Linked DNA regions of Homo sapiens: region 2 is linked to region 1. The links are chromatin contacts, found by Hi-C or POLR2A ChIA-PET in ENCODE. All regions are on one chromosome and are shown on one strand. Each heading gives the region's core, a stretch centred on a gene start or an enhancer-like site at or near the end of the contact. The rest is flanking DNA. Distances are from core to core; before and after follow the strand shown. Region 1 has its middle 44 kb from the start of SERTAD2. Region 2 overlaps LINC02245 (long intergenic non-protein coding RNA 2245).

What was found. A loop is a pair of places that touch in the nucleus more often than their neighbours do. ChIA-PET counts read pairs that join two places held with the same protein, here RNA polymerase II (POLR2A). Pooled maps may share reads with other maps.
Region 2: a pooled map shows a loop between it and region 1 (5-fold over the local background). The contact joins two enhancer-like sites. A Hi-C loop is called at or near these places in 1 of 37 single-sample maps with no recorded cell type and 3 of 50 pooled maps. POLR2A ChIA-PET finds 5 or more read pairs at or near these places in 2 of 52 experiments (GM10248 and OCI-LY7).

The regions. Positions count from the first base shown.
Region 1 is chr2:64,695,595-64,701,107 of GRCh38, forward strand. No RefSeq gene overlaps it. Among named protein-coding and RNA genes, the nearest start is that of SERTAD2, 44 kb to the left of the region's middle. RefSeq lists enhancers at 3,296-3,365, 4,443-4,502. Within about 2 kb of position 3,282, at least 3 of the 41 ENCODE cell types and tissues checked have a DNase peak (open chromatin) inside an H3K27ac peak, as active enhancers do.
Region 2 is chr2:64,912,822-64,918,334 of GRCh38, forward strand. All of the region lies in intron 1 of LINC02245 (long intergenic non-protein coding RNA 2245), which reads right to left. Among named protein-coding and RNA genes, the nearest start is that of LINC02245, 17 kb to the right of the region's middle. RefSeq lists enhancers at 2,671-2,750, 3,664-3,853, 4,224-4,273, 5,284-5,363. Within about 2 kb of position 2,475, at least 6 of the 41 ENCODE cell types and tissues checked have a DNase peak (open chromatin) inside an H3K27ac peak, as active enhancers do.

The sequences.
Region 1 (5,513 bases), core at 2,032-4,531:
GGTTGGCCCCTAGCTAACACCTGGGAACTTGGATTTTAGGATCATTCTGAACACCCTGTTAAGAGTGGCTCACAGTGCCTAAATTATTTGTGTAAACAATATGGTTTGTGCTGAACACCTGATTTCTTTGTGAAAGTCTGGAATTTTGGTATGTGGCAGGCAGAATGTGACTACCCCTAATAAAAATCCTGGCACTGAGTCTCTAATGAGCTTTCCTGGTAGACAACATTTCACATGTGTTGTCACAACTCATTGCTAAGGAAATTAGGTGCATCCTGTGTGGCTCCACCAGAAGAGGACTCTTCGAAGCTTGTTGTGCCTGGCTTCCTCCAAACTTCATCTCATGCATCTTTTCCCTTTGTTGTTTTTTTGCTTTGTAGCCTTTCACTGTAGCAAATCTTAGCCAGGAGTACATCCTGAGCCCTGTGGGTCCTCCTAGAAAGTCATCAAACAGAGGGTGATCTGGGAACCACCAACACATCTGGCCATGGGGAGTTTAACTGTAGGCATGCATAGCTGAGTATCTGGCAACAAACTCAAGGGATCCTATGCAGATGTGTGAAGTTCTTTTTCTGCATAGCTCCCTCCTCTCTGGCACTTTGCCTCACAAGTCCCAGTCTTTTCAGCTTCACTGACCTCCAATCTCTCTCCTCCCTCAGCTCTGCTACATGGTGGATGCATAGTGCCTGCACTCAGAAACCTGTGGTGATCCCAAGACTGACTCTGTTCCCCTCTCTTAGAGATCCCTGTCTGCACTGCCTGTTGTCCAGTGTTGGAAACAGTTCTTTCATACATTGTGTCCAGTTTTCTTGTTACTTGAAATAGGAGGGAGGACCAGTGCCAGTAACTCTATCACGGTGGAAAAATAAATTCTCATTGTAATATATTTTAATTGGGATATAAACTGAGCTCATTTGAGGCATAAAGCTACTTTTTGCAATCCAGAAGCTTTCCAACTCAGAAAATAAAGTTTTATGTATCTGCAAAGGACACTAATACTGATTACCCCCTGGTGTTACTATAGTACTATTATCAATGTTTCCTCTTACTCACTTAGTCTAGCTCTTGATAATTTTTTCCTCACTTCTTACCCACATCTTTTTCAATAGGACCATTTCCTAGCACTCCATCCCACCTGCCTGTTTATCTGAATCTCATTCATCTATTTGTTCCAATGGAGATTTACTAAGTACCTACTAGGAGGTAGCCTAGTGTGGTGATTAATAGCTTGGAATTTGTTCCAGGCTGCCTGGGGTCCAAATTCTTACTAGCTTGTGGCCTTAGACAAAGTACTTAACCTTTCTATGCCTTAGTTAAATGGACGAAACAGTATCTCCCTCATAGAGTTGTTGTGAGGGTATTTGAAGGAGATACTTCCTGGTGGAGAGGAAGATCTATAGAATGCTTAATGCTAATACTAATAATAGTGCCAAGCACTATCATAAATATTGGACAAAAATGAATAAGATACAGGAATAAGATACAGCCCCTTCCCTCAAGGAGGTTACAACCCAGTACAGGACACACAACAAGAAGATTTTTTTTTTCCAAATATTTGATAAATATTCAGATAATCATTGTAAGAAAACATTTACTGTGCACTAAATAACATTCTCTGTCACTTAATCCTAGTGACACAGTTAGAGACTACTGTTATATCCAGGTTACAAATAACAAAACTGAGTACTTGAAGGTTTACACAATTACCCAAAGTCATTCAGCTGCTATATAGCTGGGATCTAAACCCAGGTAGCCTAATTCCAGAGAAATAGAGATTTACTGGCTCACCATAGCATAATGGTTAAAAGCATAAGCTCTGGAATCACAAAAGAAAACACCATTAATTCTCCCTACTAAGGCCAAGGAAGAGATAACATTTGGGTTACGCTTAAAGGAGGAATAAAATTTCACCATGCAGAAACAGGGAGAAGCAACCACAAAATGATGTAATTAAGGATGGGGAAATAAAATGGCAAAGTGTGTGTATTTAGGATACTGAGACTTTTTTTGATGAGGTTATAACATAAAATGTACTTGAGGAGAGAGGGAGAGGATGAAGCAGAAGTCAGTTGGGGTCATTTCTGGCACAGCCTTCATACGAGTGTAAATTCTATCCTGAATACTTTCCAAACCTTTTCACATCAGGGCATACAAAAATAAAACATTTGTACAGCATACTGCAGGAAATGAACCCACCTGTTTGCTGCTGGAGCCCACAGGTGACCAGCGCAGCCAGGATCTATTGCCCGCTCTCCCCTAAGGGCCGAGGGGATTGGATATGGGGTGTGAAATAGAGAGCTGGGATTCCAGTTTAGATGATTAAGGGATGGAGAGAGATGCCGTGACAGGAAATAGAGAATTTAGAAGGGTAAGCTGGGAAAACAGAACAAGTTTAATTCAGGATATGCTGTCAGGGGCCTGCAAGACAATTAGGAGAGAACTTTGTAATACCTTACCAGAGATCAGGAGAAAAATCCTACCATTATCTGACTCATCAACCCACACTTTCCAAAATCCTTGCTTTCTTACCTTAATTAATTATTACCCCAGTGTTGTGTTCAAGCCATATGTCCAATGTCTTTTGGATCCATGAAAAAGAAGATTGAATATTTTTTGGGAAATGTGTTTATAAATATGGGGAGAAAGTAGAAGGATTAGAAGGAGAGGGGGTGAAAATGACTTGCATTTTTAGAAAAGGTGACAAGTGCGGCTTTTGATATATCTTTATAAGAGCACAGCCTACAAAATGGTTCTAAAAAGTTAAGGGGAATAGTTTGTAGCCAAACAATTAAATTCACTGGGTATTAGGGAAGGTACAATGCAATTGTGCAACACTGGAATTTGACCAGGTCATTAGGGTCAAGTAGTTAAATGTAGAAGGTACTTCTGATTACCTAGAATATGAAAACGTCTGTTTTCCTATGCATTAAAGGAAAACTTCTAAATCACACTGTCTTTCATTTCTCTTGTCCCTTAATTCTGAATGTAACCAATGATACTTAAGTGGTACAACTGGAGGGGAGAAAAGATAATACTCCCAAAATACAGATGAGAAAATGTTTTAATTAGTGATTTTGAAGTAGTTAATGTGTGTTAACAACTGTGGTTCTATAAAAAGAAACCATGCGGAGAATATACCAACATTTAGTTTATGTTTTCACAAGTATATGCTGACTGTCTCATTATTAAGTACACAGAGCTCAAAAAAAACCAGTGCTACAGAGAGTGTACACTAACTGTTAAACATTGTAGAAGAGGTTGAGAGATACTGGCTAATGACTACCATAAAAGGAGTAGATGACTAAGAACAGAGAGGATGTGTGACTAAAAAGTCCCTCTATGGTTCTTTGAAAATTCCCTGAATAACTAGGCATGCCAAATGTGGTCTGTCATAAAATTATTTGATGCTAAACTCTGTAGTTAGACGACAAATATACGCTGTGTCCAAAGGAGAAAGTCTTTGTATAGACCATTTAATTGCAAAGTGCCAAGACAAATCAAGACCATTAATAAGTGAAAGTGTTAATCAAATTAAAGTGTGACCCAGAGTTCAAACACTCCTGGGCTAGATTGGGCTCACTCTACAGACTCATTCAATTTTTAGGGGGCATGACCACTGTGCAGCGGCCAGGCACTTTGGGCCACCACTGCTCCTTTCTACTCCTGAAAATGTACAGGAAGTATTGCTTCTCACAGATCCTTGAACACTGTAGAGTAATACTAGCTGGCACATCACAGCCTATCTCTAGTAAATCAACCTTTTCACCCCAAAGGCTTACTTACCACAGCTATACCAAAACTGCAGATATTAAAAAAAAAATCCCAGTACACATTTGGAAATGTATCATAATTCCCCTACACATACAACCGTCTCTGAATATGCTAATTGGAACAACCGATTTTCTTTAAAAATGTTACTTTTCCCTCAAGTAATAACTCCAAATTATTATAATAATGGTAATAGTTACTACTGTTACGTAAAAACATCATTTGATCCTTAAACTCATGAGGTAGGTTTCAGATGGGGAGACATATGCAAGGTCATATCCTTTAAGATCAGACTGGAAGCCAGGCACAGTGGTGTGCCCCTGAAATTCCAACTGCTCAGGAGGCTGAAGTACCAGGATCGCTTGAGCCCAGAGAGGCAACACAGTAAGATCCTGACAAGGTCTCGCTCTGGGTCCCCACACAAATCTCATCTTGAATTGTAATCCAAATTGTAATCCCCATGCACTGGGGGAGGGACCTCGTAGGAGGTGACTAGATGATGGAGGCAGTCCCCCCATGCTGTTCTCATGATAGCGAAGTGAGTCCTCACAAGATCTGATGGTTTTATAAGGGGTTTTTCCCACTTTGCTCGCACTTCTCCTTGCTGCCACCATGTGAAGAAGGACGAGTTTGCATCCCGTCCGCCATAATTGTAAGTTTCCTGAGGCCTCCTCAGCCATGCTGAACTGTGAGTCAATTAAGCCTCTTTCCTTTATAAATTACCCAGTCTCAGGTATGTCTTTATCAGCAGCGTTGAGAATGGACTAATACAGATCTCATCTCATATCAAAAAAACAAACAAACATCAGATTGAAACCCAAGTTTGTCTAACTTCAAAACCCATGTTTGTTTCACTACACTACATTGTTTCTTGATACTCTTCTGTTTGCTAAAATACATATTACAGACATTCATGGGAGAAAATATATTGAGTAACTAGTGACTCAAATGGGGAAACAGTTTTGAATGACTACAGGACTGTCTTGTAAAACACAGCAATGACTTTTTATGCCATGTGATTGAGGTTTTTTTTTTTTTTTTTTAGTTTTAGTTTTGGCTTTCCTAGTGTATGCCTGTTATGTATCCCTCTAGACATGTCTAGAATACTATATCAAATTTCACTAATATACAGTCCTTTAGTAAAATGTATACCCTCACCATGTGTGAATCCTGCATATTTAAGAATCCATATTCCACGTATACAATGAAAAATAAGCAAATCTTTACTCATCTTTAGAGCTTTCTTGCTTTTCTTTCTTTCTTTCTCTCTCTCTCTCTCTCTCTCTCTCTCTCCCTCTCTCTCTCTCTCTCTCTCTCTTTCTTTCTTTCTTTCTTTCTTTCGAGACGAAGTCTCTCTCATCCCCCAGGCTGGAGTGCAATGGCGTGATCTCAGCTCACTGCAACCTCTGCCTCCCGGGTTCAAGTGATTCTCCTGCCTCAGCCTCTCGAGTAGCTGGGATTACAGGCACCGGCCACCATGCCCGGTTAATTTTTATATTTTTTAGTAAAGACGGGGTTTCACTATGTCAGCCAGGCTGGTCTCGAACTCCTGATCTCAGGTGATTCTCTCACCTCGGCCTCCCAAAGTGCTGGGATTACAGGCTTGAGCCACCGCAGCCGGCCCCACAGCCTTCTTTAATTCAAGATAATTGATTGAAAAATAAAGAATGAAGCTTACTTTCCTTATTGGTATTTTAATAAATCCTTACTGGTATTTTAATAATCCCATGTACAATGAAGAACAG
Region 2 (5,513 bases), core at 1,225-3,724, 220 kb after region 1:
TCCTTTGAGCGTAGGAGTTTGAGACCACCCTGGGCAACAAAGTGAGACCCTGTCTCTTTGAAAAAAAGAAGTTTAACCAATCTTGGCAGGTTAAGTTATGCTGTGGTAACAAACGACGCCAAAATCTCAGTGCTTAGAACCACAAAGATTTATTTTGTATCCATCCTACATGCCCTTCTTGGGGTGGCTAGGGACTGTCCTCCATGTCCTCCTTACTCAGGGAGCCTAGCGGATGGAGTGGCGCCGTCTGGAACCGGGACAGCAGTAGTGGCAGGAAGAAGGAAAATGTGGCAAATTGCAAATTGGTTGGTGAGCCTGCCACTGGGAAGTGACCTGTGTCACTTCCACTCGCTTTTCTTTGGCCTCCAACACTGATTCAGAAGGCGGGGAAGTACGATTTCACCATGCTTCCAGGGGGGCAGAATAAGAATATGCAGTGGCCAGCCTCAATGATTGCTGCAATAATTTTCATCTTTTTTTTTCTTTATCCTTTCATTCTTACAAAACTTGCACATGGTAACCAATAGCTCCATTCTAGGGTGAAGGAAAGAGCCTGAGTCTCTGCTGTGGCTGGGGACAGGAAATGCACCCACCTGCCAAGCTGCTGGTGACACCTGGTGGCAGCCAGGAAGCCCCAGACTCCTGAGGGAGGAGCAGTGTCCCTATTCTCCGGCCCCCAGGTGAGAGTTCCCAGCACTGGCTGGCCTGCTGGGCTGAGCAGGTATCTGGGGATGAGGACTTAGGAGTATGAAGGCCAAGGGCTCCCTGGGAGGGAAGAGAAGGTTTCTCCAGAGATGTTCACAGGGCGTGGGATCTCTAGGTAGTAAAAGGAATGCAACCTGGCTTCTTGCTCCCAGAAGGTGAAGCCAGACGTATTGTGATGTGTGGCAATCTAAATGACAAAATACTTTGTGGACACGGTTGGGAAGTACAGATAATGACATTACATCATGTCCATTACATAAACGAAGTGAAAAAAAGGTAGATACAAAAATAAGACTACAAATGACAGTTTGAAAAGAATGTTGTGTGTGTGTGTGTGTGTGTGTGTGTGTGTGTGTGTGTAGCAGGTATGAATAAGTCCACAAACTATATGGGCAAGACATATTTGATTCCTTTATTTCCTTTTAATCAACTTAGTCCTGCCTCTGAGCTCTCATTCATCCTGATAAAAATTTGTCCCCAGTTATTTTTAGGGTTTCCCACTGCCATGGTTGTGCTGGGGTCTCTCGTCCATAGCTGCAAAACACTGGCATTCTCCTGTGATTTTTGAGTCCATGGATACAGCCTTCTTCCACTCCACACAGTCCGTGGAAGCCCCCCATCTGGCTGGGGTACACGAATCAATCTTGGTGGGCCCGGAGACTCGATTCCTCAGAGGCACCCTCTGCAGCGTCACCCCGGAAGTCTTGCCACACCACCCACCCCCCATTCTCACCTCTCCTTTCTGCCTTCTTCCTTCTCTCCCACCTGCCCCTCAGAACACATACTCTTGAATGAGTTTAAGTTTTTCAAGAGGAAGAAGTACATCAGCCTTGCTGAAATAATCGAATAAGGGGATACCAGCAACATGGAAACCAGAAACCAGCCTGGACAACCTGGTGAAACCCCGTCTCTACTAAAAAAAAAAAAAAAATTTCAAAAATTAGCCGGGTGTGGTGATGCGTGCTCATAGTCCCAGCTACTCAGGAGGCTGAAGCACGAAAATTGCTTAAACCCGGGAGGCGGAGGTTGCAGTGAGCCGAGATCACACCACTGCACTCCAGCCTGGGCGACAGAGCAAGTCTTTGTCTCAAAGTAATAATAATAATAATAAACATTGAATGTACCTCTTCCTCAGGGAAAGGAGGTTAAATAAAGCTGGATTTCCATCTGAAAAGGGAGATAGAGGGGAAATATGGACAATAACATATGAAGTAAGAGTCAGAAAAAAATCTGTACATGTAAATAGATGTATATGGAATCACCTCATAATGTCACGGTGATTGTTTATGGAGAGTGAGGTTGCAGGTGAGTTTTATTTTCGACCCCACCTCTGGTACTCATGACCTTTGTGTGGCCCTCTCCCACTCTGTAACAGGGCGAGTTTGGGTGACCTATAGAATACAGCAGAAGTGAAGGTTCGTCACTCCCCACTGAGGCTATATAAAGGGCTGTAGTTTCCATCTTGGACACTGTCTCTCTTGCTCTTTCTCTCACATCATTTATTCTTAAGGGAAATTTTGTCCTGAGAAGCACTATAGAGGGGCCCAGCCATGGCCTCCTGCCAACAGCCACATGAGTGAGCTTAGAACCAGACCCTAGCAGGCCACTGATGCAATCCATCTGTAGTCCCAGCTAGTTGGGAGGCTGAGGCTAGAGAATTACTTGAGCCCAGGAGTTCAAGGCAGCAGTGAGCTATGATCACAACGCTGAAAAAGCAGCAGATCCTGCAACCTGCCAAGGCTTCACATGAGAATAGCCCTGACAACATCTGGACTGCAACCTCTTGAGACTCCCTGAGTCAGAACTACCCAGCATATTTCAGACGAGACCATAAAAGAGGAAGAAAAGAACCACCTGGCTGAGCTGCTCTCAGTGATAGTGAGATAACAGATGTTTGATATTTTAAGCTGCTGGGTTTTGGAGATAACCTGTTACACAACAACAAATAACTAACACAGTATTTTCCCCGCAATTTTCAAGTTCTATATAATGTACATATATTGCCTTACAACCAGAAAAAAAATGTTTTCAAAGATCAAGTAAATCCTTCATTCCAGTGTGATACAGAACAACCTGTTCAGTTGTCTGTCTGAGTACCATCACTGCTTTGCACACCTGTACCCACTGAAGTCCATGTGGTAAGACACCAGCTACACACCAGGGAGGCCTGAACAGGGGTTGGTCTTAATTTGGTTTTGCCAGAGAACTTCGTGTTGCAAAACATCCCATAAAAAGGGATGATTCTTTTCGTGTGATGCAGGTCTTGCAAATGTAGCCAAAAATCAGTTAATTCCCTCAGGAAATTGGATAACATTTAAACCTGGTTAACTGCCTCAAACGTTGTATAAAGTAATAAATAGCATTTGACTATTACCAACAGCTACATTTTGTTTATAGAGGATTTTCTTTCTTTTATTTTTTTTTATTATTATTTTTTTTTAGAGACAAGGTCTCCTTCTGTCGCCCAAGCTGGAGTGCAGTGGTGCAATCACGGCTCATTGCAGCCTCAACCTCCCAGGCTCAAATGATCCTCCCAGCTCAGCTTTTTGGGCACCTGGAACTACAGGCACATGTCACCACACCCAGCTTGGATTTCCCAAAATTGGAAATGTACATTTTTCTTTTGAAGGTCAGTGGGCCTAGAACAAAATGTGGCATGGTAGGGAGAATGCTGTCCTTGAACCTGAAGCCTTCCCTCTGCCAGGAACAGCTCTGTGGCTCTGCAACAAGTCACTTTGCCTCTCTGGCCAGTTTCCTTATATGTAAAACAGCAGTGTTGAATATACTATCTCTAATGACTCCAAAAATTTGTTACCCTATATAGTCTTGCTTTAACCTACCATGGTATTTTGGCTCTTGAATGACAAGCCTGAGCCCCCACTCATGATGGATGTTGCACTATCCAGTATGGAGGCCACTATGTGCATGTGGCTAAATTCAAATTAATTTAAATGAACTAAAATTAAAATGTATTTCTCTGTTGCAGTAGCCATGTTTCAGGTGCTCCATAGCACCTGCAGCCAGTGGCGATGTATGACACAGCGCAGAGTTAGAGCACTTCCACCATCACAGAAAGTTCTACTGGACAGCTGCTCTAGGGCCTCACCTCTCCAAGTGTGGTCCACGAACCAGCAGCACCACATTACCTAGGAGCCCTTAGAAATGTAGACTGGGCTCAGACTGGGCACAGTGGCTCACGCCTGTAATCCCAGCACTTTGGGAGGCCAAGGCAGGCTGATCACCTGAGGTCAGGACTTCAAGACCAGCTTGGTCAACATGGTGAAACCCCGTCTTTACTAAAAATACAAAAATTAGCCAGGCGTGGTGGCAGGTGCCTGTAGTCTCAGCTACTCGGAAGGCTGAGGCAAGAGAATCGCTTGAATTCAGGAGGCGGAGGTTGCAGTGAGCTGAGACTGTGCCATTGCACTCCAGCCAGGGCAATAAGAGTGAAACTCCGTCTCAAAAAAAAAAAAGAAAAGAAAGAAAGAAAAGAAAAGAAACGTAGACTCTTGGGCCCTACCCCAGATCAGCCGAATCAGAATCTGGATTTTAACAAGATTCCCCAGTGCCTCCTGCAGGTGTGAGTTTGAGAAGCCCTGCTATAGGGAATGTTCTCTGCTGAGCAGGTGACTGGAAGGACAGAGTGGTGGTTAGATGTGTGTCCTCGGCCGGATGCAGTGGCTCATGCCTGCAATCCCAGCACTTTGGGAGGCCGAGGCTGGAGGATCACTCGAGCCCAGGAGTTAGAGACCAGCCTGGGCAACATAGGGAGACCTTGTCTTTACAAAAACATAAACAAAATTAGCCGGGCATGGTAGTGCATGCCTGTGGTCCCAGCTACTTGGGAGGCTGAGGCAGGAGGATCACTTGAGCCTGGAAGGTCAAGGATGCAGTGAGCCAAGATCGTGCCACTGCACTCCAGCCTGGGCAACAGAGTGAGACCTTGTCTCAAAAAAAAAAAAAAAAAAAAATTGTGGCCTCTGTGACCACACTCAGCGGATGTGTAGCCTGGCTACTTCTTGGCTGTGTGAACTTAGGCAAATTTCTTAACCCTTCTGGGCTCCAGTTTCCTTATTCAGAAAATAGTATCCATCTCATGGGAAACTCTGAGGCCATAACAATATAAGACAATTATCACAGTGCCTCCCTAACACACAGTAAGTGCTCTTTAAATGACAGTTTTGTTATTTTGGGGTTCTGCAAGGTTTCAGGTTTCTGACAACCCCAGGCCTTGAGATCCAATGCAGACAACAGGCCAAGAGCGGCTCTTCTCCTTTCTGCCACAGGGTGGCGCTGTGTCACAACGTCCTTTCCTCTCCCGCAGACTTGGAGCTGGCTCCCCGGCAGGAAACCAGAATTTGAGATTTCCGCTGTCTCTGTTTCCGATTACTAAGCACGACCGGGCAGCCTGGACACCGATCCAAGCATTCATCTGGCAGATAATAGGAAAACAGTCCTCAGCTTTGTATCCAGTTGGAATGCAAAAGTAAGGGTCGAACCAAGAGTTCAATAAGGGCTGTGTGAAAGTGGTCGTGGAAGCCGGAGACTCCTGATGGAGGGCTGGGGGCAGGGAAGTTTCGGATTTTCTGTATCAGCTGTGCAACGACTTGTGTTCCTTGAACCACATGTTCAAACTACAGCCCTTTGCTGGCCAAGTATATGGGTGTGTGTGTGGGCGGGGAGTCGGGGTGGGGAGCCTGTGGGAGGTGTGGGTGTGAGAAGGAGAGACAGAGAGAGGATTTTTAATGTTTTGAAACAGGGTCTTGCTCTGTTCTCAGGCTGGAGTGCAGTGGTGCAATCACAGCTCA